Linked DNA regions of Homo sapiens: region 2 is linked to region 1. A link is a loop called in an ENCODE intact Hi-C map of the cell type or tissue named here. Cell type or tissue: heart left ventricle. All regions are shown on one strand. Each heading gives the region's core, and the rest is flanking DNA. Links, peaks and the distances in the headings are about the cores only.

Region 1 (13,035 bases), core at 4,502-9,501:
ATGATGCTTTTATGTATGGGCTTTATTAATGAAATCTCAATACATTTATTTAACATAATTGGCTTCCTCAAAAAATACTTGACATGGTATACTTTTTTTTAAGTGAGTTATGTAATAACTTCAAATGAGAAAAGTTATTGAGGACCCTTAAATTATTGGGGACCTGATTTTAGTCTCTATTAGAGCCAGCACTCCAAAGAGTGTCAGTTCATTTTATTCATTTGTTGGTTGTGGCCACAGCACTATTGTTGGCCTCTTCCAGCTGCTAGAGCTAAAGCTCCACTACGTATTCTCTAAGGCCTGCTCAGCCAGCAGGACACATTGATGGTGTTTGCACTAAGGGCTGGGGCAGGACCTGGAGCTGCTACTGTCATGACCTGTAATTTATGAGAGATTTGTACTGTTTGGCTTCCTGTGTGTATGTTCTTTACAAAAAGAAAAAGATAAGTTAAATGTTTCGTAATAGAGCATACGTTCATATGGTTTAAATATTTAAAAGGTATACAAAGGTAAACAGTAAACACCCTTTTATTTTTTTCTTCCATCTGCCCAGTTCTCTTCCCTGTCCCTGAAACAGGTTACCAGTTAATAGCTTCTGGTGTACCATTCCATAGGCTTTTGGTTTTGCGTATATATTACTTTTTCCTCTATTTTGTACAATTGTAGCGTACTGTTTGCAGTGTTCTATTAGTGTGTCTATTTTCTATGTGTATATGTATTTTTTTTTAGCAAATTGAAAATTAGTGAGAATTAGTGATTCCAAGAGTGTCGAAAGCAGTTGTATAGTAAATCACTTCCCAGCCCTGAAGAAGAAAGTGATTTTTTTCTTTGTATTTTGACCTTAAGTTCATTGGAGACCTGATTTTAGTCTCTATTAGAGTCAGCACTCCAAAGAGTAGAGTATCAGTTCATTTTATTCATTTGTTTGTAGTTGACTTGAAGCACAACATGTAATTTTAACATTAACTACCATTAAATTGTTTTCTTTTGTAGCTAGCAATTCGAAGAGCTACTCTGAAAAGATCATTTACTCCTGTATTTTTGGGAAGCGCCTTGAAGAACAAAGGAGTTCAGCCTCTTTTAGATGCTGTTTTAGAATACCTCCCAAATCCATCTGAAGTCCAGAACTATGCTATTCTCAATAAAGAGGAGTAAGTCTTGAAAATTGAATCTTAGTTTATGCAGAAATACTTTCGTATTTATGCACTGTGAAGGAATTTAAGGATAGTTCTTTTAATTATGTCTGTGATTTTTTTTCATAATTTACAATCATGGTTTTTATTTGGGTAACAATTTTGACGTATAGAAAAATATTTATTATACTAGTTCCTATATCATATTCTGTTTTGAGTTGGAAGTATGATTTGTTTTACTCTCTCTCAAGGTTTACATCATTAGAAAATTTTCTCATTTGGGACTAGCTGTTTTCAGACATACTGTTAAAAAAAAAAAAGTTTTAAGAAACAAACTTCTGCCAGGCGCAGTGGCTCACGCTTGTAATTCCAGCACTTTGGGAGGCCAAGGCGGGCGGATCACCTGAGGTTGGGAGTTTGAGACCAGCCTGACCAACATGGAGAAACCCCGTCTCTACTAAAAATACGGAAATTAGCCGGGTGTGGTGGTGTGCACCTATAATCCCAGCTACCCAGGAGGCTGAGGCAGGAGAATCACTGGAACCTGGCGGGGCAGAGGCTGCAGTGAGCTGAGATTGCACCACTGCACTCCAGCCTGCCTGGGTGACAGAATAAGATTCCAAAAAAAAAAGAAACAAACTGCAAAAGAAACTCATTGGTTATGTTTTCTTTTCTTTCCCTATGAGACCATTTCTGTGTTTTTTAGTGTACTTTTGTCCTATCACTATGTAGTAACTAAGCTAAGCTCTAAAGACCTTTTTTTTTTTTTTTTTTTTTTTTGTTGAGACAAAGTCTTGCTCGGTTTCTAGGCTGGAGTGCAGTGGTGCAGTAATAGCTCACCACAGCCTCGAACTCCTGAGCTCAAGTGATCCTCTCACTTCTGTTTCCCAAAGTGTGGGCATTATAGGCATGAGCCACTATGCCCAGCTGAGAACTTATTTCTATTGATCTCTTTCAGTGAAATTTTACTTATGTGTGACAGCAGTAATATCCCACACACGTGCTTTTTCTCAGATAATACTTCCTGATGAAATAAATTGATATAAAAGAAATATCATATATTACATCTCATAGATTTATATTTCTTTTATTTTAAGTGACTCAAAAGAGAAAACCAAAATCCTAATGAACTCCAGTAGAGACAATTCCCACCCATTTGTAGGCCTGGCTTTTAAACTGGAGGTAAGTTGCTTTCTAATGTATTTAACTGCTATCTGTAGAATGTTTTTACTTCTAGGCTTTATTCCTATTACAGAATGACTCTGACTTTTATGAAAGATTTGGAAAATAGGAAAGTAGAAAGAGCAGGTAGAGAATTTCCAAAGCTCTGACATGATAGTTCTTTTGTTATTAGGTGCATTTCTTTCTAGTCTCTTCTCTTTGCCTGAAGAGTGTAAATTTTTACCTAAATCATACTACCTGTATAGTTTTGTCCTGCTCTTTTTATTTAATGTCACAGTAGATAATGGTCCATGTTTCTATAAATAGTTTAAGCATTTTAAATAGTAGCATAACAGTGCATCAAGTAGATACACCAAAATTTGCTTAAAATTTCCTAATTGTTAGATGTTTATATTGTTTCCAGGTTTCTACTGTTATAAATAACATTGGGTCCATTTCTAGAAATATGTCCTAAGGAACTAATGAAGGGTAGCGAATTAATGTTAGCTTCAGCTCACCTTATAAAACCAAAATCTCGCAAACAATTGAAAATGCCCAGCCAGTCGCAGTGGTTCACACCTGTAATCCCAGCACTTTGGGAGGCTGAGGCGGGCAGATCAGAAGGTCAGGAGTGGGAGGCCAAGGCGGGCGGATCACAAGGTCAGGAGTTCGAGACCAGCCTAGCCAACATGGTGAAACCCTGTCTATACTAAAAGTACAAAAATTAGCTGAGTATGGTGGCGGACACCTGTAATCCCAGCTACTCAGGACGCTGAGGCAGGAGAATTGCTTGAACCTGGGAGGTGGAGGTTGCAGTGAGCCGAGATCGCACCACTGCACTCCAGCCTGGGCGACAGAGCAAGACTTCATCTCGGAAAAAAAAAAAAAGAAAATGCCCAGTAATTACAATTTGATAAATAAACTGAGGTACATTCTTATAGTACAACATTATTCAGACTTTAAAAATTATGTTGAAATGCCTATTTTTGACATGAAAAGATGTTTATGATTTAAAAAGAAACAAACTTACTTATTTTAGAATATTTTAAAGAAAAGTTATGAAGATAGTCCAGAGAATTCCTGTATATCCTGCACCCAGTTTCCTCTATTGTTAATACACACTGTCACAACTAATGGGCCAATACTGATATATTATTATTAACTAAAATCCTTACTTCATTTGAATTTCTTTAGTTTTTGTCTAGGTCCTTTTTCCGTCTCACTAGACAGAAGGACCACAGAAGGCCCATCCAGAGGACCACGTTATATTTGATTGTCATGTCTCCTTATGATCTCCTAGGCTGTAATAGTTTCTTAGACTTTCCTTGTTTCTCACGAGATTGATATTTTTGAGAAGTATTGGTCAGCTCTTTTGTAGAGTGTCCCTCAATTTGGGTTTATTATTTGATGCTTTTCACATGATTAGATTGGAGTCATGTGTTTTTAGGAGGACTGCCATCGAGGTGAAGTGTTATTCTTGTCACATCATATCCAAGGTACAGACTTGCAGCATGATTTATCATTGTTTTTGTTTTTTTTTGTTTTTATTTTTATTTTTTTGAGATGAGATTTCGCTCTTGTTGCCCAGGCTGGAGTGCAATGGCACAATCTCGGCTCGCTGCAGCCTCCACCTCCCAGGTTCAAGCGAGTCTCCTGCCTCAGCCTCCCAAGTAGCTGGGATTACAGGCATGCGCCACCACGCCCAGCTAATTTTGTATTTTTAGTAGAGACATAGTTTCTCCCTGTTGGTCAGGCCGGTCTCGAACTCCTGACCTCAGGTGATCCGAGTGTCTTGGCCTCCCAAAGTGCTGGGATTACAGGCATGAGCCACCGCACCCGGCTGATTTATCATTGTTAATGCTAACCTCAATCACCACACCTGGCTGAGATAGTGTTTGACAGGTTTCTCTGCTGTAAAGTTACTGTACTCTTTTTATTCCCCTTTTCATAGTGTACTTTTTAGAAGGAAGTCACTTGGCTCAGCCAACACTTGAGGGGGGAATTATGTTCCACCCCCTTGAAGGGGGCACTATCTACATAAGTTATTTGGAATTCTTCTGAAAGGGAGATTTGTCTTTCTTCCCTGCTTATTTATCTATTTGGACAATCACTTATTTAATATCAGCGTGGACTCACGTATATGTATTTTGAACTTTGAGTTATAACTATGACTTTGAGTATGTCATTTGTTGTTCAGATTGGCTGGGTTTGGCGATTGGGAACTCTCAGTTGGCTCCTGTGTTCCTTTAACATCTTCCAATGTTTTGCCTTTTTGAATACTTCCTTACTTGCTGGCACTACAAGACGCCTCAGGCTTATCTTGTATATTCCATGCCCTAACCCTAGAATCAGCCGTTCTCCAAGGAGCACTGGTTCCTTTTTAAGTAAAATGGTATTAGAAACCAAGATTTGGGGACTGGATGGGCTTTTTGTTGAAATGCTGTTGCTTCTGTACATAATATTTTAAGTGGGGAAAAATGGTAGATAAGTTGGAAGTGTTAAGAGTGGTTATTTCTGGGATGGGATTATATTTTGGGGGCTTTTTCTTACTTTAAAAATATTTTACAGTATATTTATTACCTCCAAAATGAGGGGAAAATTTTTTTAATTAAAAAGTGGAAATAACATTACAGTAAAAGTATTTACACATAAAGCTTTTAAAAATACATATATAAGAATATTTTCTTAGGATTCCCAGAATAGTGATTATTGAGTTAAAGGCATAGAATGTTTTCATAGTTAATGGTTTATATTGCCAGATTGCGTTCATACTCTCCAAATTAATGTATTGGATTATTTCAATGAATATCATCATTGAGTATTGTTTAAAAATCATTACTGATTTAACAAATGAAGAATTCTATTGTAATCTTTTATCTTGATGAAATAAATTTTGATTTTTAAAAGCAATCAGTGCTTTAAAGTTTGTATAGTCGAATATGTCAGTCTTTCTGTTTAGTCATTCATTAATTTTTAACCTTAGCAACCTTTTATTTGTATATATTTTGTTAATATTTACTTTCGTTCCTTCTACTTCTTTATGTTTTTTTTCTTTCCCCATCATTAATTCAACTGGAATTTGTTTTAGTGGGTAGGATCTAAATGTATCTCCTCTGCCTCCAAATAGAGTATCAGTTGTCCAGTTAGTACTTTATGCACAATCCTTTCTTCCTTTTCCATTGATTTGTCATGTTTCTTTATCATCTATTGACAAATATATTTTATACTTTAGATTTTTATACTGTACTCTGTGGGGTGTTTAGTCTAATTTGTGCTGGTTCTGAATTTTCTGAGTTTCAAGCATTTTAATATGTTTTTATATCTGTCAGGGTTAGTTTTATCTTATTACCATAGTTTTTGAAAAATTTCTGTTTTTACCTATTTATTCCTCTGAATGAATTTTAAAATCACTAATCATGTTTAAAATTTCCTGTTGGGATTTCGATTGCTATTTTGTTAAGCCTATAATTAACATGGTAAGAACTGGGAACTGTTAAATATATGTTAATTGGTCACTGCTAGTATATTCAATCACTTCACAGAACTCTTTTTTTTTTTTTTTTTTTTTTTGAGACAGAGTCTCACCTATTCTGTTGCCCAGGTTGGAGTGCAGTGGTGCGATCTCGGCTCACTGCAACCTCCGCCTCCTGGGTTTAAGCAATTTTCCTGCCTCAGCTTCCCGAGTAGCTGGGATTATAGGTGTGCCACCACGTCTGGCTGATTTTTGTATTTTTAGTAGAGGTGGGGTTTTGCCATGTTGGCCAGGCTGGTCTTGAACTCCTGACCTCAGGTGATCCGCTCGCCTCTGCCTCCCAGAGTGCTGGGATTACAGGCCTGAGCGACCAGCCCAGCCACAGAACTCTTACTCACATAATTTTCCACGTGATTGTCAGAGATTGTGTTTTAGATGTATAGCACACACCTACTGTTTCTAATAGTATCTTTGTTGTTTTTCCAAGTATACCTTTTTTTTGTTTTATATCTTATTGTATTAAACTTATGAAATGTTAGAAGGCAAAAGATACTTCCTTATTATGTAAACAACTTAAAAATTTTGTTCTAATGTAATAGCTTATTTCAAAGGAAACAGAAATGTCTTAGATTGTGATACCAAAAGGATTGATGAATAACAGCCATTTATCTTATCTGTGTTCAAAGCTAGTATTAGTTTATGACAATAAACTGAAATATGTAAGATAGATTACTAAAATTGGTAGAGAATACTTGGAGGGAGTTATGAAGCTTTCCTCAATACTTTGATTATTATGTTTCTTTTTATTCTTCCTGCCCTTACCCAATCTTGACTTCTAGGTAGGTCGATTTGGACAATTAACTTATGTTCGCAGTTATCAGGGAGAGCTAAAGAAGGGTGACACCATCTATAACACAAGGACAAGAAAGAAAGTACGGTTGCAACGGCTGGCTCGCATGCATGCCGACATGATGGAGGCAAGTACAGAGTCATTGTGAGATTAGAAATTCCTCTGATGTGGGTGAAATAGACCCTTCTTGGTATCCTGAGCCCCACTAGAAAATTAATTCTGGTTAAATATATGTTTCTAGTTTCTTTCTACTTAAATGTGTTGTAGCTCTGATCTAGCACTTTGCTATAGGATAAATTAGCAGTTGTTAACTCATTTTTTTTAATACCGCTAGTTGTGAATTAGCTATATTTTCTCAAGGGCCAAGGTTAAGGAAAGAGACAGTTCCCCAACACTCAGAATACAAGATTCAGCACTTTCCTCAAGAACTATTATTACAAAAAATGTAATAGGCATTTAAGACTGTGGAACTGTGATTCTTAAAGATAAGAGAATAATAAATTTACACAGTTTTCCACATTGTTTTATTTACCTTCTGAAATACGGCAGGCACAAAAGCCCTGTTTAACCCTAGAGCTTCTATTCCTGTTGTAGAACCCACTGCAGGACCATATTGGGGCCAGAATCCACCTGAAGATTTAAAAGCTTCAAGGGCTGATCTGGGAGATAAACTTTGACTTACGCCTTGAATTCTTGAGCTGGCTTGGAATCTGCTGTAGCCTTCTGTAGTCCTTATGGTTAGGCCTTGGAAGGAATACTGAGTGCCTGAATTTGTCCCCTACCCCCACCCTCTCCCAATCCATCTATATATTCCTGGAGAAATTTATCAGTTGAAGCAAAATCTTAACGAATTTTTTGGTAGCCATAACTTTTGTTTCTTCTAGAAGAGGAATTGTCAGTCTGAAAACCCGACAGCGTTGCTGTTTTGTGAGATAGGCAGCAGGGGGCAGGCTAAGTGATTGTCATAGCTGTTTCATGGACCAGAAGCTGGAAGATTTGTACAGCTGTGTCACCATTAAAGAAAGACATGCTTACTCACAGCCACAGCTGTTGTGAATGAACTGTCAATGTAAAACGACAAAAACTAGGAAGCTTGGAGGCACCAATGCTTTGTTCTTAGATTTCCTGTGTTTTCTTGACTGCTTGCATCTGTGAGAAATTAAAATTATTTTTAGTACAGTGGGCTCCATTCTCCTACCTTTGTTTTCAAAACTTCCTTTACAGGTTTCCTGTAAAGGAAGAGTATGTATGACAGAGTAGATCTCTGTCATACACAATCTCATTGTCTAACTGCGGCAACATATATAGTACATGCCTTTTTTTTTTTTTTTGAGATGGAGTTTTGCTCTTGTCTCCCAGGCTGGAGTGCAGTGGCGCGATCTCGGCTCACTGCAACCTCCGCCTCCTGGGTTCAAGCGACTCTGCTGCCTCAGCCTCCCTTGTAGCTGGGATTACAGGCACCCACCACCATCCCTGGCTAATTTTTTGTATTTTCAGTAGAGACAGGGTTTCACCATGTTGGACAGGCTGGTCTTGAACTCCTGACCTCAGGTGATCCACTCGCCTCGGCCTCCCAAAGTGCTGTGATTACAGGCATGAGACACCATGCCCCGCCAGTACATGCCTTTTAATTCCATAGAAATAACTTTAGAACCTTGAGGCACTGTGTTGTTAGTACTGCAGCTCCTTCAAGTAATGAGTTTTCTGTTTAAAGTAAAATCTTGTCTATTGATATATGGTTTAAATGAAGGCCTTTTAAAAATACGTCTTAGCATGGTTGATTATTGTATTGGTTCTAGCTAATTCACTATAGAATTCAAGCAGAGAGATTCTGCCACGCTTTTTTATATACAATGTGTGTACTGTACAGTTTACTTTTTAGTTACCACATCTTTATTTGTATTACTTGCAAATATAATTTTGTGTTATTTGTTTTTTTAGGATGTTGAGGAAGTATATGCCGGAGACATCTGTGCATTGTTTGGCATTGACTGTGCTAGTGGAGACACATTCACAGACAAAGCCAACAGCGGCCTTTCTATGGTAAGCCATTTAATTTCAAAGCTACTTATCACTAGAATTTTAAAAGTCTGTGTTTTTATGTAGTGCATTTAATACTTCAGAAAAACAACCACAGAAGTTTTCGTTGAGTACCACAGTCATCAAGTTAGTTGTGGCTCTTTGAATGTTGGTTATAGCTCTTTGAATGTCAATTAGACAAGTGCTCTGTAAGCTAACTTACCTGGTTTTTCATAGTAAAAAGGAAAACTTGGAGGATCCACAATCCTCCCAAGTTTAGCAAGGAGGAAATATCTCCACCAGATGGTACCTGGACAGTGTGGCTCTGATTCCTCCACCCTGAGACCTGCTTCCACACTTGGGGTGCATTTCTAATTGTTACCACTAACATCAAGCTAGTTTCAGTGGAGTGCTACTTCCTTATTAACTCAGTAGCCAGAAAGTATACTGTTCCCTCAATCCCTTTTGAGACCAGACTGTAACATTTAGACTAGACTTGGGATAACAGAACATAACCAGGCTCAGAAGGCAATAGGCAATATGCAACTACAGAGTCTGACTTATATAAATAGCCTGCCCTTTGGAACTCAGAAGTCCCTTTTTATCATTGAGGGATTCTGAGGGAAGAGCATGCACAGGTAGCTCCTGCCTTTGAATTCCCTTCACTCACTCACCTTTTTTGCCTCTGTAGGAGAGCAAACTCTCTTACATTATGACCATCTGTTTATGAGAGTGATCTCTTTTATGAATTCAGTAAAGAAAGAGTATGATGAGTACATAGGGTGACAGGTAATTTGCAGTGGGTCATTTACATAAGTACTGACCCAACTCTAACAGAATAGCACTGTAATACTTCCTGCTATCTAATGATGAATTCATGATTTTATAGTTTAGTTTTTTTATCTGTAGTATCCTCTAATGTGTATATTATTACCTGTTGATTTAAGACACTACAAAAAAAACATAAATCTATACAATTTTTGTTTGAGATCTAGATAAAAGGAATGTTTTCTAAGTATTATTGATAAGGCCTTCTCTAAGTACTGGTCATTAGCAACATGAAGTGATTGGTAGTTGTGGGAAGTGCTTACCAAGGCATTGAAACAAACAGGCCTTGGTTAGAGTCTCACCTTTGCCCTATACTACCTACTGGCCCTTAGCCAATTTGTTTTACCTTATTTCCAAGCCTTTAGTGACTGCATTCGTAAAATGGGGATAATACCTGCTTCTCAGAGTTGTAATTCATTAAATGAGGTGTCATGGGTATGAAGAATTTGGTGCCCTTTCTCTGTTTGCCTTATCAGTAATTGTATTATATTTTGATTAAATAAAATAACTTAGAAGATTGCAACAGCCACCAAGCAATAAGAATTTCACATCTCAGTATTTGGATTAATTGTAGTGATTATGTTAAACAGGGCAATAAATACATTCATTAATTTTATTTTGGGAAGGAGGAACCTATATAAGTAGATAGCTTTATTTATTTATTAATATGTTGTATTAATGTACTTATTTAATGCAAAACAGATCAAGATATATGTTGTCTAGCCTAAAGACATAGGCTACTATTTATCCTTTGTTCTGTTGTAAAGTGGCACATTAAAATTAATCTATCCCTGACCCATATGGGTCTGTTTTTTAATTCTTCTGTTTTCTTTTAAAAAATATTTTAGGAGTCAATTCATGTTCCTGATCCTGTCATTTCAATAGCAATGAAGCCTTCTAACAAGGTAGGAGTTTGATTTAAAGCTCAGTATATCACAATTAAAACTTGAGCTCTTTTTCATCTATCTCTACAATGCACTTGATATCTTGTAATAACCAGCAGTCTTATGGTCTCTATTTCCTCTGTTGGTATTGAGATCTTCTTTTTAAATTTACCAGTCTGTTTCTAATGATAACTCCTCAGTATATTTGAAGAAATGGATGGTATTAAAATATTCACCTGACTGTACTTTATAACTCTTTACTATATTGTTGGCTTCAGAGTGTTAAGTGTAACTTCCCGGATTCAGATCATACACAATTGGAAAAGGGGAATCGGGCACTTCTCCTAAGTTGTAGTAAAACCCCACTATAAAGTACTTTAGAATGTTGAACTGATTAATTGACTCATGGGTTATAAAATAGCTCTAGGTTTTCTGGTAGTTATGAGGTAAATGTCTGAGTATTGCATGGAAAGCCTGTAAATAAGACTTTTTTCCACTTTGAAATATTTTTTAAGATAATTTTATACTTTATAGTTTTATAATTGGGTTTGATGTAATTTAGCTTTTAATAAATCCAAAATTGCATGATTAGGTTTTGCATTTTCATTCTTTGCCATGGGAATTAGTCTGATCTCAAACCATAACTTTTTAGTTCTTAAGTTGCCTTGGCATTCATAACAATCATGTTAATGTGGTATATTGAAATTCACTTATTCATACATTGAGTGAACTTTTTATGATTTGTTATACAGAACTTATTACAAAACATACTCTGATGAATTGTCACGTGTGATAATATCACTAACAGCTGCTACTACTACATCTATTTTGAGGAACCTTGGGATTTTCCAGACCTTTTCTCAATATAGAAAAGAGAAAATTGAGGTGGCAGGAAATATTAAATTTCTCCATTTTCTCAGGAATTTGAGGAAAGGTGAACCTTACATCTTAACCTCAGTAGGATGCCATAGTTTATTCCAAGTACATTGTTAAAATTGCTTGCTTTTCTCTTTGGAAGTATGCAAGGTTAGAACTTATGCTTATGTATTATGCTTCTTCATTCCTAAATTCAGAGTTTATTTAAGGCATTTAACTGTTGATAATTTACAATAAGGAGGGAAATCAATGCTTCAATATCCAGAAGGTTTTTTGTTGTTTTGGGGTTGTGTATGCATTAAAAAGTTTAAAGATGGCTGCTTGCTGGAGTAAGTTAATTTAAATCGAATAATGAAGTCTCCATGAGTCTCAATAGTGGGGGCAGGCATGATGTTTCTAATTTGAGAGTATCTGGCTTGTGCAGAAAAAAGGCAAAAGACCTAGAAAGACTAAACTGGGATTCAGTCCCAGCTTTGCCATGCAATAGCTGTGTGGCCTTGAACAAATCACTTAACCTCTCTGTACCTCATTTCCTCACCTGTAAAATGTGGATAATTCTGCCTTGCAGCATTGTGGTTGGGATTTGAGAAAACATAGGCAAAACACATACCACAGCTCCAGGTATGTGGTAAATGATAGCTGTTAATATTGGTTGTACTGGGCATGTTAGTTTTCTATTGCTGACTTAAGAAGTTACCACAAACGTAGTGGCTTAAAACAACACAAATATATACTTTTATAGTTCTGTGGATCATAGGCTGATAGCTGTTCTCAAAGGGCTAAATTAATCAAGATATTGGTAATGTTGTTTTCCTTTCTGGAGGCTCTATGGGAGAATTTCTCTCCTTCTTACTCAGGTTATTGGCAGTATTCAATTCCTTGTGGTTGTAGGATGGGGGTTCCCCATTTCTTTGAAGACTGTTACCTGAGGGCTGTTCCTAGCTTCTAGAGGCTACCCACCTTCCTTGGCTTGTGGCCCCCTGCCTCCATCTTCAGTGCCGTCAACAGCTGGTTAAGTCCCTTTCTTGCTTCAGATATCTCCTGCCACTTCTTCCTTCATGGAATCCCTCTGACCCCCCCTTCTAGCTTCCTCCTCCATGTTTGAAAGGCACACATGATTATGTTGTATCCACCTAGATAATTGATAACAATCTCCCCATCTCCAGGTCTGTAACCTTAGTTACATTTGCAAAGTCCCCTTTACTATGTAAGGCAGCGTATTGTCAGATTTGGGAGGATTAGGGTATCTTTGGAGGGCCATTAATCTGCTTACCACGCGGGATTACATGGCATCTAAGGAGAAAAAGGGTACATCATACCACATCCAAGCAGATTGTTTTGAAAGGGACAAGTCTCATCGTGGTATTTGCCTATTTGTTGGTCTTAAGTATCCTGCTTGGATCTACAGTAGTGTCTTGGTAAACATGCTGATTCCTTTGATTATGTATAGGATTTCTAAAATGTAACACAGATTCCAATTTCTGCTTTATGGGCAATTTTCACAAAAGGACAGTGTGTCAATGTAAGAGGACAGGGCATAGAGTTAAGTCTTGGACTCTTGTTTTCTATCTTGGTGTGGAAAGAAAATTCTGTTCAGTGAGCTATTCCCTGCTGTCTTGGCTGTGTGGTATCCAAGCTCACATTGTTTTTAAAAATGGTGTGGAGTAGAACTAGATATGTATCATTTTTATTTCTTAACTGCTGATGTATTTTATTTCATTCAGTAAAGTTTTTTCTAAAATCCCATTGCTTATCATGCTCAGTAAAACATATAGTGACTTTCTTCTTCTTTTAAAGAACGATCTGGAAAAA
Region 2 (8,595 bases), core at 1-5,000, 130 kb after region 1:
ATTTACATATATCAAAGAGCCACATGGTTATGGCTAGTTCTTATTGCCATGAATTTTGTTCCTAACTTAGATAATTTTAGTTATCAGATCAAAACCACCATACACTTTGTTTAAATCAGAACATGCTGAATTGGTTTTCTTTACCCCTTCAAAAAGCTCCCTCCTGTTAAGCATATTATTGATGGGCTTTCGAAAAATGACTTTTAGCTTTACAAAGTCATTTTTAGCGAAAAAATAAAAAAGGACTCAACCCCAGGAATCTCCTGCCTCATTTATCTAATGAGCACATGGAGTGGATTTTAAAAGAGAGTTATTGTCCTAAAATATAGGAACAGAGATGTACTAGAATTTATCTCTTAAAGTAGCACTTGAGTGACATCCACTGGCCAGACAGCTTTGTTGGCTGTGTGAGAGAGATGTTACCTCTGATAAGTGTCAAATAAGAGAACATTTGAAGACAGATACTCTTAATAGTTGTACATAAATGTCCAAAAAGCAAATGATTTCTACCTTTAAAAATTTATATCCACTACTGTAGACAGATCTTCATGCTATTTCTGGAAATCTATGCCACATGTCTCAGTTTAAATGGCAAAAAAATTCAAAAGCTTAACAATACAATTTCTTGGTCAGACTGGGGAAAATAGTTTTTTTTTTTTTTTTTTTTTGGCAGGGTGTCACTTTGTCATCCAGGCTAGAGTGAAGTGGTGTGATCATGGTTCACTGTAGCTCCAACCTCCCAGGCTCAAGTGATCCTCCTGCTTCAGCCTCCCAAGTAGTTGGGACTACAGGCTTGTACCACTATGCCTGGCTAATTTTAAAATTTTATGTAGAGAAGGGGGTCTCACTATGTTGCTCAGGCTGGTCTCCAACTCCTGGGCTCAAGTGATCCTTCAGCCTTGGCCTCCCAAAGTGCTGGAACTACAGGCATGCGCCACTGTGCCTCGCCAAAAATAGGTATTTTCATAATGTGAAATGCTACAACCCTTTAAAAGGAAATTTGGCAATACCTAACAAAACCATATATGCATTTATCCTTTGGTTCAGCAATTCCACTTTAGCCTGAAGACACACTTCCACCAACATAAAAATATATATTTACAAGATTGCTTATTGCAACATGAATTGGCAATCACAAAATATTGGTAACCTACTAAATACACAAATATAGAAGGGTGGTTGAAGAAACTATAGTATTAATACATACACACAATGCAGTACCATGCAGGTGTAAGAAAGAGAACAAGGAAAACCTGTATGAACTGATATGGTGAAATTCTCAGGACATATTGTTGGGCAGACAGAGAGATAACTTTTAACAGCTGACATCCATATCAGTGCTGTTTTTTGACCTAATCCAGTCATCATTTAAGTTTTTAGTACTAGAAATTTCAGGTGAATCAGGAATGGTAGAGGTGGGTGGGGAAGGTATTTTGAGCCAGGTACAACATCTATCTTTGGCTTCCACATGCCAGCCGTTCCTACATATTAATGTAGTCTATTTGGGGACTCGGGGGTCAGGTCACTTATCTGATGTGTATATACATAGATGGATAGATAAGAGACCCAAAGCAGATAATAAATACATGTGTTTGGGTTTAAGGTATATGAATTGAACCAGACACGGACTCTGCCATCTTGCAATATTCACAGACAAGTCATGCTTGAGTCTGGTAATTTCATTCACTCCAAGATTTCACACTGATCTGTTCACATGGGTGTGTGTTGATTTACATTTCTGCCTTATTTTCAGTAGTCCCTCATTGGCCTGAAAGGCTGAGTTGGTATCGTGTGGGAAAACCCTACTACTTTCCAAATTGTAAAATTTGTCCTGCTTCTGTAGAGTAATGCTCACGTTTCCCTTACCATTGCTTTTATCCCAGTGGGCTTATTTTTATTTTTTATTTTTCTTATCTTGTTCTCTTTCCTCTTCTCACTTTGAATTTCAAAGTTATCTTTGTTGCATTTATTTATTCTATTAAGATGTAGGGGCTCGTAAAAATTTCCATTAAAAAAACAGAAAGCAAAAAACAGTAGACTGGCACAGAAGAAGCCACGTGTGCTGCGTAACTGGAGGAAAAACCGTTTTTTCCTGAGATGTCTCTCTGACGCCATCTACTGACAAAGCTGAACATCATGCCAGCTGGCAAAGGAAAAATATTTTAAACAGTCTGAAAAGAATGAACTCGGACCCGAGACAGTAAATTCATAACCTGCAAGGGAAGTGCTCATATATACTTCACATAGCAATTCCTTCAACAGGTTAGTTAATTTTTTCATAAAATATGTTCTCATCTTTTGTCTTTCTCCTTCTCAATATGTAATTCACAAGTATGTGCACATTATTTTTTATTATTTATTTATTTATTTATTTGAGATGGATTTTCACTCTTGTTGCCCGGGCTGGAGTGCAATGGTGCAATCTCAGCTCACTGCAGCCTCTGCCTCCTGGGTTCAAGAGATTCTCCTGCCTCAGCAACCCAAGTAGCTGGGATTACAGGCATGCACCACCACACCTGGCTAATTTTGTATTTTTTTAGTAGAAATGGAGTTTCACCATGTTGGCCAGGCTAGTCTCAAACTCTTGACTTCAGGTGATCCACCTGCCTCAGCCTCCCAAAGTGCTGGGATTGCAGGTGTGAGGCACAGAGCCCAGCTGCACATTATTTTTTACTGCTTAATTTCTATATATTTTTTCTTGTACCAAGCTAGAGGGATCCTTTAACATTTTTTTCAATTAGAAGAATATACTATCACCTGTTCTTTCCTGACTCCCTTCACTTCTTGTGAGGAAGGAAAAATACAGCGAGTATGTTTTTACAATTGAAGACAAATAAATGTATAGATAGGTAGACGTATGGATGAATACATAGTTGGATACATACACAAAGAGAAAGAAAATAGAAACAGATTAAGAGAAGAATGCATGAACAAACAAAACATAGAGGCATACATTTATCAAAAATTGAATACTGTAGGACATAAATGTATTCATTGGCATTCGAAATTTGGGGCATTTTAGGATCACATTTCATCCAAGGCGTGGTACCTGTCTTTGTTCCCAACCCGCGAGTCCCTCTCCTCTTGATCCTAACATACCAGTTTAGTATCTTTGGGGGTAGATCATTTATCTCTATTTAATTAGTTTTCAAAACAGATGATAAGAATGTGCCTGTCTGGAGGTCTGTATAAAAGGAACTTTTTTTACTGTCTAATCTTTGTTCAGTCGTTAATTTGTATTGAAATTCCAGGGAATTATTTATTCTGCTCCTTCAGAACTCAAGTTTGCTATAAACAAATGAGGAAAACAGCAAATTATTTCCTTGGAACTGAATAAAAATAAATGTAAATGATTCCTACGCGTTTTGATGTACAAAAGTAGTCCTACCTTATCCATGGTTTTGGTTATCTGCAGTCAACCTCAGTTCAGAAGAATGAAATGGAAAATTCCAGAAGCAAATAATTCATACGTTTTAAATTACATGCCATACCGCGTATCATCATGATTTCCCAGTATGAAATCATCCCTTTGCCCAGTGCATCCACTGTTTCCACACTCCCCGCCAGTGAGTCACTTGGTAGCTGTCTCAGTTATCAGATCAACTGTTGCAGCATCGTAGTGCTTGTGTTCAAGTAATCCTTATTTTAATAAAAATGCCTCCAAAGTGCAAGAGTAGAGATGATGGCAATTCGGATATGTGAAAAAGAAGCCATAAAGTGTTTCCTTTAAGTGAAAAGGTGAAAGTCTTCGACTTAATAAGGAAAGAAAAAAAATCGTATGCTGGGGTTGCTAAGATCTATGATAAGAATGAATCTTCTCTTTGTGAAATTGTGAAGAAGAAAAAAGAAATTCATGCTAGTTTTGCTGTTGCATCTCAAACTGCAAAAATTATGGCCATCCATTGTGTGCCAAGTGCTTAGTTAAATGGAAAAGGTATTACATTTATTGGTGGAAGACATGAAGAGAAAATGTGTTCTGATTGATGGCAATGTTAGGCCAAAAAGCATTCAGCTACATGAAGACTTCAGCAAGGGATCCCCTAAAACTAGTGACATCAAGCCATTTACTGCAAGTAAGGGATGGTTAAACGGATTCAGGAGTACAGAAGGTCAATGGTAGCTTATTGCTGTCACAATGACTACATCATTCACCTCACTTCATCTCATCATGTAGGCAGTGTATCATCTTGCATCAACATAAGAAAATATGTACAATACAATATTTGGGAGAGAGGCCACATTCACATAACTCTTTTTACAGTGTATCATTACAGTTGTTCTATGTTATTATTAGTTATTATTGTTAATCTCTTACTATGTTTAATATATAAATTAAACTTTATTATAGGTATGTATGTATAGGAAAAAAAACATAGTTTACATAGGAGTTCGGTACACTCCATGGTTTCAGGCATCTACCTGGGGAGTCTTGGAAAGTGTTCCCCCAGGATAAGGCGGGGGCTAGTGTACAATAAAAAGCAGTATTTATTAAGCACATAAACATTCTTTCAGATCTATTATTCATTTATTTAAATTTGTAAACATTTATAGGGTACAGGTGCAATTCTGTTACATGCATAGATCATGCAGTGGTCAAGTCAGGGCTTTTAAGGGTATTCATCACCCAAATAATGTACATTGTACCCATTAAGTAATTTCTCAGTACAGAATTTCTCACATTCACCCTCCCAACCCTTCACCCTTCTGAGTCTCTACCATCTATCATTCCACTCTCTATGGCCATGTGTTCACATTTTTTAGCAGTCACTTAGGAGTGAGAACATGAACTCCCTAGACCTCTCAGTGGACACTTTCCTGCTATCTTGGCCACTAGTTTTGCCAGTTAGGCTCTAAAATATAAGGACAGCCTTAGACTCCTAGAGTACATATTTTTCTTTTAAAATTGGTACTTCATTTACATAATAATACAAAAACTTTTCATTCCTGTGATTACATAAGTCAGCATAAACTATTTTTCATGAGTCACTATATGGAAGTAAACCAACGTCTAATCCCATGATCCAAATCAACGCAGTTATTTTCACCAGACTTCAAAGGCTGTCTTTGCACATCTTCTATGTAGAGTTGGATGAAGCTAATATAGAAGTTGAGAGAGTCAGAATCTCTTTCTAAGGCCTTTGTATATGATGTTGTTTTTGCCTGAAATGCCCTTACTCTGCCCCTCCAACCCCCACTCCCAGTCTTCTTCATTCTTCAAGATCAAGCTCATTTTTCACTGCTTCTGGGCTCCCAAGCAGAACCAGACACTCCTCTCTTGTCCCATACTAGAAACCTGCACTGCTGGTGGGGAGAGGTGGGGGTGGGGGTAGACCGGGGAGACAAAAGAAGGCATTGAAGGGGTTTACATCTTGGCTTCCAATATGAAGGATGAAGATAAAGAGAATGTTTTGGCTCACACAGCACTCAGGAGTTGTAGGAAGTAAATGCACATGAAGACTGAATCCAGAACTTGGATTTTTAGGAGTTACCCTATTCTCTTTTCTGTCTGTGTGGCTAACTTTGCTCCAGAGGCTGCAACCACCCCCACACCTGTGAAACCAGGCTGGTCAGTCTAGTGACCTTGTGTCCAAGATGATAAAGCCTATACTTACACCCCAAATTGCTTTCACTTTCCCATCACTTGATAATTATAAAATAAGTGCAATTTGTTTGGCTAATAATAGGTCAACACAGTTAGAATGAGCAAGTTCATTGTGGACAGGAACAGGTTTTTCCACAGCAGTAAGCTTCCTTTGTTACACCACTAGGTGGTGTAACGTGCTCCTGATTTAAGGGATTCACTTATTAAGCAGTTTTCAAGCTGGCCCTGTTCTAGATGTTTGAGATACAAAGATGCACAAGACTCTTAGGAGGTCAAAGTGTGGTGTATATAGTTTCAGATTTACAGAAAAGTTGTAAGGCTAGTAAAAAGAGTTCCCACATACCTCTACCCAGACACCTGAAATGGCAACATTTTACCATGTTTGTTTTATTCTCTCTCCATATACATATATATCTAATATATGTACATGTCCTTTGACTTCTAAATATCTCAGTATGTGTTTTCTAAAAACAAGTTCCTCCTCCTCCTCCTCCTCTTCTTCTTCTTCGTCTTCGTCTTCGTCGTCTTCGTCTTCGTCTTTTCTGAATTTTGCTCTTGTTGCCCAGGCTGGGGTGCAATGGCTTGATCTCAGCTCACGGCAACCTCCGCCTCCTGGTTTGAAGCGATTCTCCTGCCTCAGCCTCCCGAGTAGCTGGGATTACAGCTATGCGCCTCCACACCCGGCTAATTTTGTATTTTTGGTAGAGATGGGGTTTCTCCATGTTGGTCAGGCTGGTCTTGAACTGACCTCAGGTGATCCATCCGCCCTCCTTGGCCTCCCAAAGTGCTGGGATTACAGGAGTGAGCCACCACGCCCGGCCACAGGTACCTTCTTTTATAACCACAGTCCAGTAGTCAAAATCAGAAAATAAATGCTGACAGAATACAAATTACTTACAGAACTTAGATTTTGTCAACTGTCCCAATAATGTTCCCTATAGCCAAAGAAATCCTGGATCATGTGTTGCATTCAGCTGTTATGTCTCTGGAGTCTTCTTTAATCAGGGCAGTTCCTTAGTCTTTTATGACACTGAGAAATCAGGCCAGTTATTTTGTATAATATCCTTCAATTTGGGTTTGTTTGATGTTTCCTTATGCTGAGATTTAGGTATGATGAGCTTTTGTTAGGTAAATCACAGAGTTTTGTGTTTTCAGTTTCAGTGCATATCTGGGGGCACATAATGTCACTTTGTTCCAATACTGGTAGTATTAACTATGATCACTTGGTTCACGTATGTGGGCCAGGCTTCTGCACTATTTTTTCCTTTGTCATTAATAAATCTCTGGTGAGGAGCTACTTTGAGATTATGCATATATCCTTTACACTTCAAACTTTTATCCACTAATTTTAGTAACTACTGATTCTTGCCTGGATCAGATATTATGATGATGCCTAGCAAACAGTGGTTTTATATTTCCATCATTCCTTCTACATGTATTGATTGGCTTTCTATTACAAGGAAGAGCATTCCTTTCTCTTCTGTTTGTTTAATATTTATCCCAGGTCTAAGGGAAGAATGTACACTATCTTCACTGCCATTTAACATTGAACTGGAGATACTCACTACTGCAGTTAGTAAAGAGAAATCAATTGAAGGCAGGAGAACTAGAAAAGAGTGAGTAAAACTCTTTGTCTTTGCAGATGGTATGACAGTACACCTGGAATATCACAGAAAATTAACAGCAAAACTAAGTCAAACTAGAGAAGAATTCAATAAGTTGGCAGGACATAAACTTAACATACATAAATCAACAGCCTTCACATACATAATCAGTAACATGACATAAAGGTAGAGAAAACTACATTTACAAAAGCAACAAAGAATAATAAATTTAACAAGAAATTTGTAAAATATATATGAAGAAAACTTTAAAACACTCTCAAAAGACATGAAATAGTTTGAAAAACTGGAACACCACTTTTTTTTTTTGTATGTGATGACTTAACATTAAAAACTAAAGTCTCCTTAAGTTAATTTTCAAAGTTCATTAAAAAAATACCAGTTTTCTTATGGAGCTAGGCAAGCTGATACTAATTTCAGGTGGAAAAATATGGAAGAATATCCAGGAAAACAAAAATAAAAGCTATGAAAGGGGACTACATCTACCAGTCACTAAAACATATTCTAAGGCCTCTAAAATAAAAACAGTGGTCCTTGTGCATGACAAGAAAGAGCAGTACAACCGAAAAGAAAGTCCAGAAGTAAACCCAAATACATATGGGAATTTAGTATGCAATAAAGGTGGCATCTCAAATCACTTGGACAAAGATGGACTTAACAATTGGTTAGCCATTTAGAAAAAGATAAAAAGTTTGATCCATACCTCATACTAGGCAAAAGAATAAACTCCAAATGGGTCAGGAATCTAAATCTAAATAATGAAACCATACAAGTACTAGAAAAAAAAATGGGTGAATTCTTCTTTAACCTGGGTACAAGGAAAGGATTTCTAATTATGTTTCAAAATCCAGATGCAATAAAAGAAAAAATTGATAAATTTGACTATATTCTAAAAAAAACCCTTTTCATGACAAAACAAATAAGCCAAAAACTTCATAAAGACAAAAGACAACTGTGAAACTGGGAGAAAAAGGGTAATACCCCATTAATGTACTGTTAAAATTGAGACGAAAGACTTCTTTTGTGCTTAGGATATGAAAAGCTGCAATGAACATCTTTCCTTTCTCAATAATGAGAAAAACTCAGATGAACTACAAAGTCACAACCTTAACTGAAACCATCAGACACAGCTGGGTTGCAAGGTAACCAGGTAGCCTGAACTCCTGGGAAGGGCAAGCCCCCAAGGAGAAGTTCTCAGGCATGCACAGGGGAGTTGGCACTGACTAAAAAGCTCTTTCCTGTGTCCTTCTCTGGATGCTCAGTTTGGTGGGTACATTACCTTTTTACCTTTTTTTTTTCTGTAGGTTTCACATTTCTATAATAATTTTTTGAAGCCCTGAGAATTAAAGCAAGTTTCCACACTCCTAGAAC

The links. Peaks named below come from ENCODE experiments on the same cell type or tissue, not always from the same donor. Only the 100,000 strongest peaks of a DNase experiment are listed, where the experiment ranks them.
Region 2: a loop joins it to region 1, with 9 times the contacts of the local background. A loop is called at or near these places in 82 of 110 quality-filtered maps.

Annotation. Positions count from the first base shown.
Region 1 is chr3:158,652,317-158,665,351 of GRCh38, forward strand. It overlaps GFM1 (G elongation factor mitochondrial 1), which reads left to right. Exons shown (of 18, transcript NM_024996.7): 7 at 994-1,151; 8 at 2,231-2,315; 9 at 6,606-6,743; 10 at 8,558-8,659; 11 at 10,312-10,368; 12 at 13,021-13,035. Among named protein-coding and RNA genes, the nearest start is that of LXN, 14 kb to the right of the region's middle. In heart left ventricle, for the core only: a CTCF peak has its summit at 7,555 (motif pointing right); no DNase peak of the experiment used is centred there; H3K27ac peaks cover 1,358 bases.
Region 2 is chr3:158,789,392-158,797,986 of GRCh38, forward strand. No RefSeq gene overlaps it. Among named protein-coding and RNA genes, the nearest start is that of MFSD1, 8.4 kb to the right of the region's middle. In heart left ventricle, for the core only: CTCF peaks have their summits at 412 (motif pointing left) and 2,123 (motif pointing left); no DNase peak of the experiment used is centred there; H3K4me3 peaks cover 443 bases.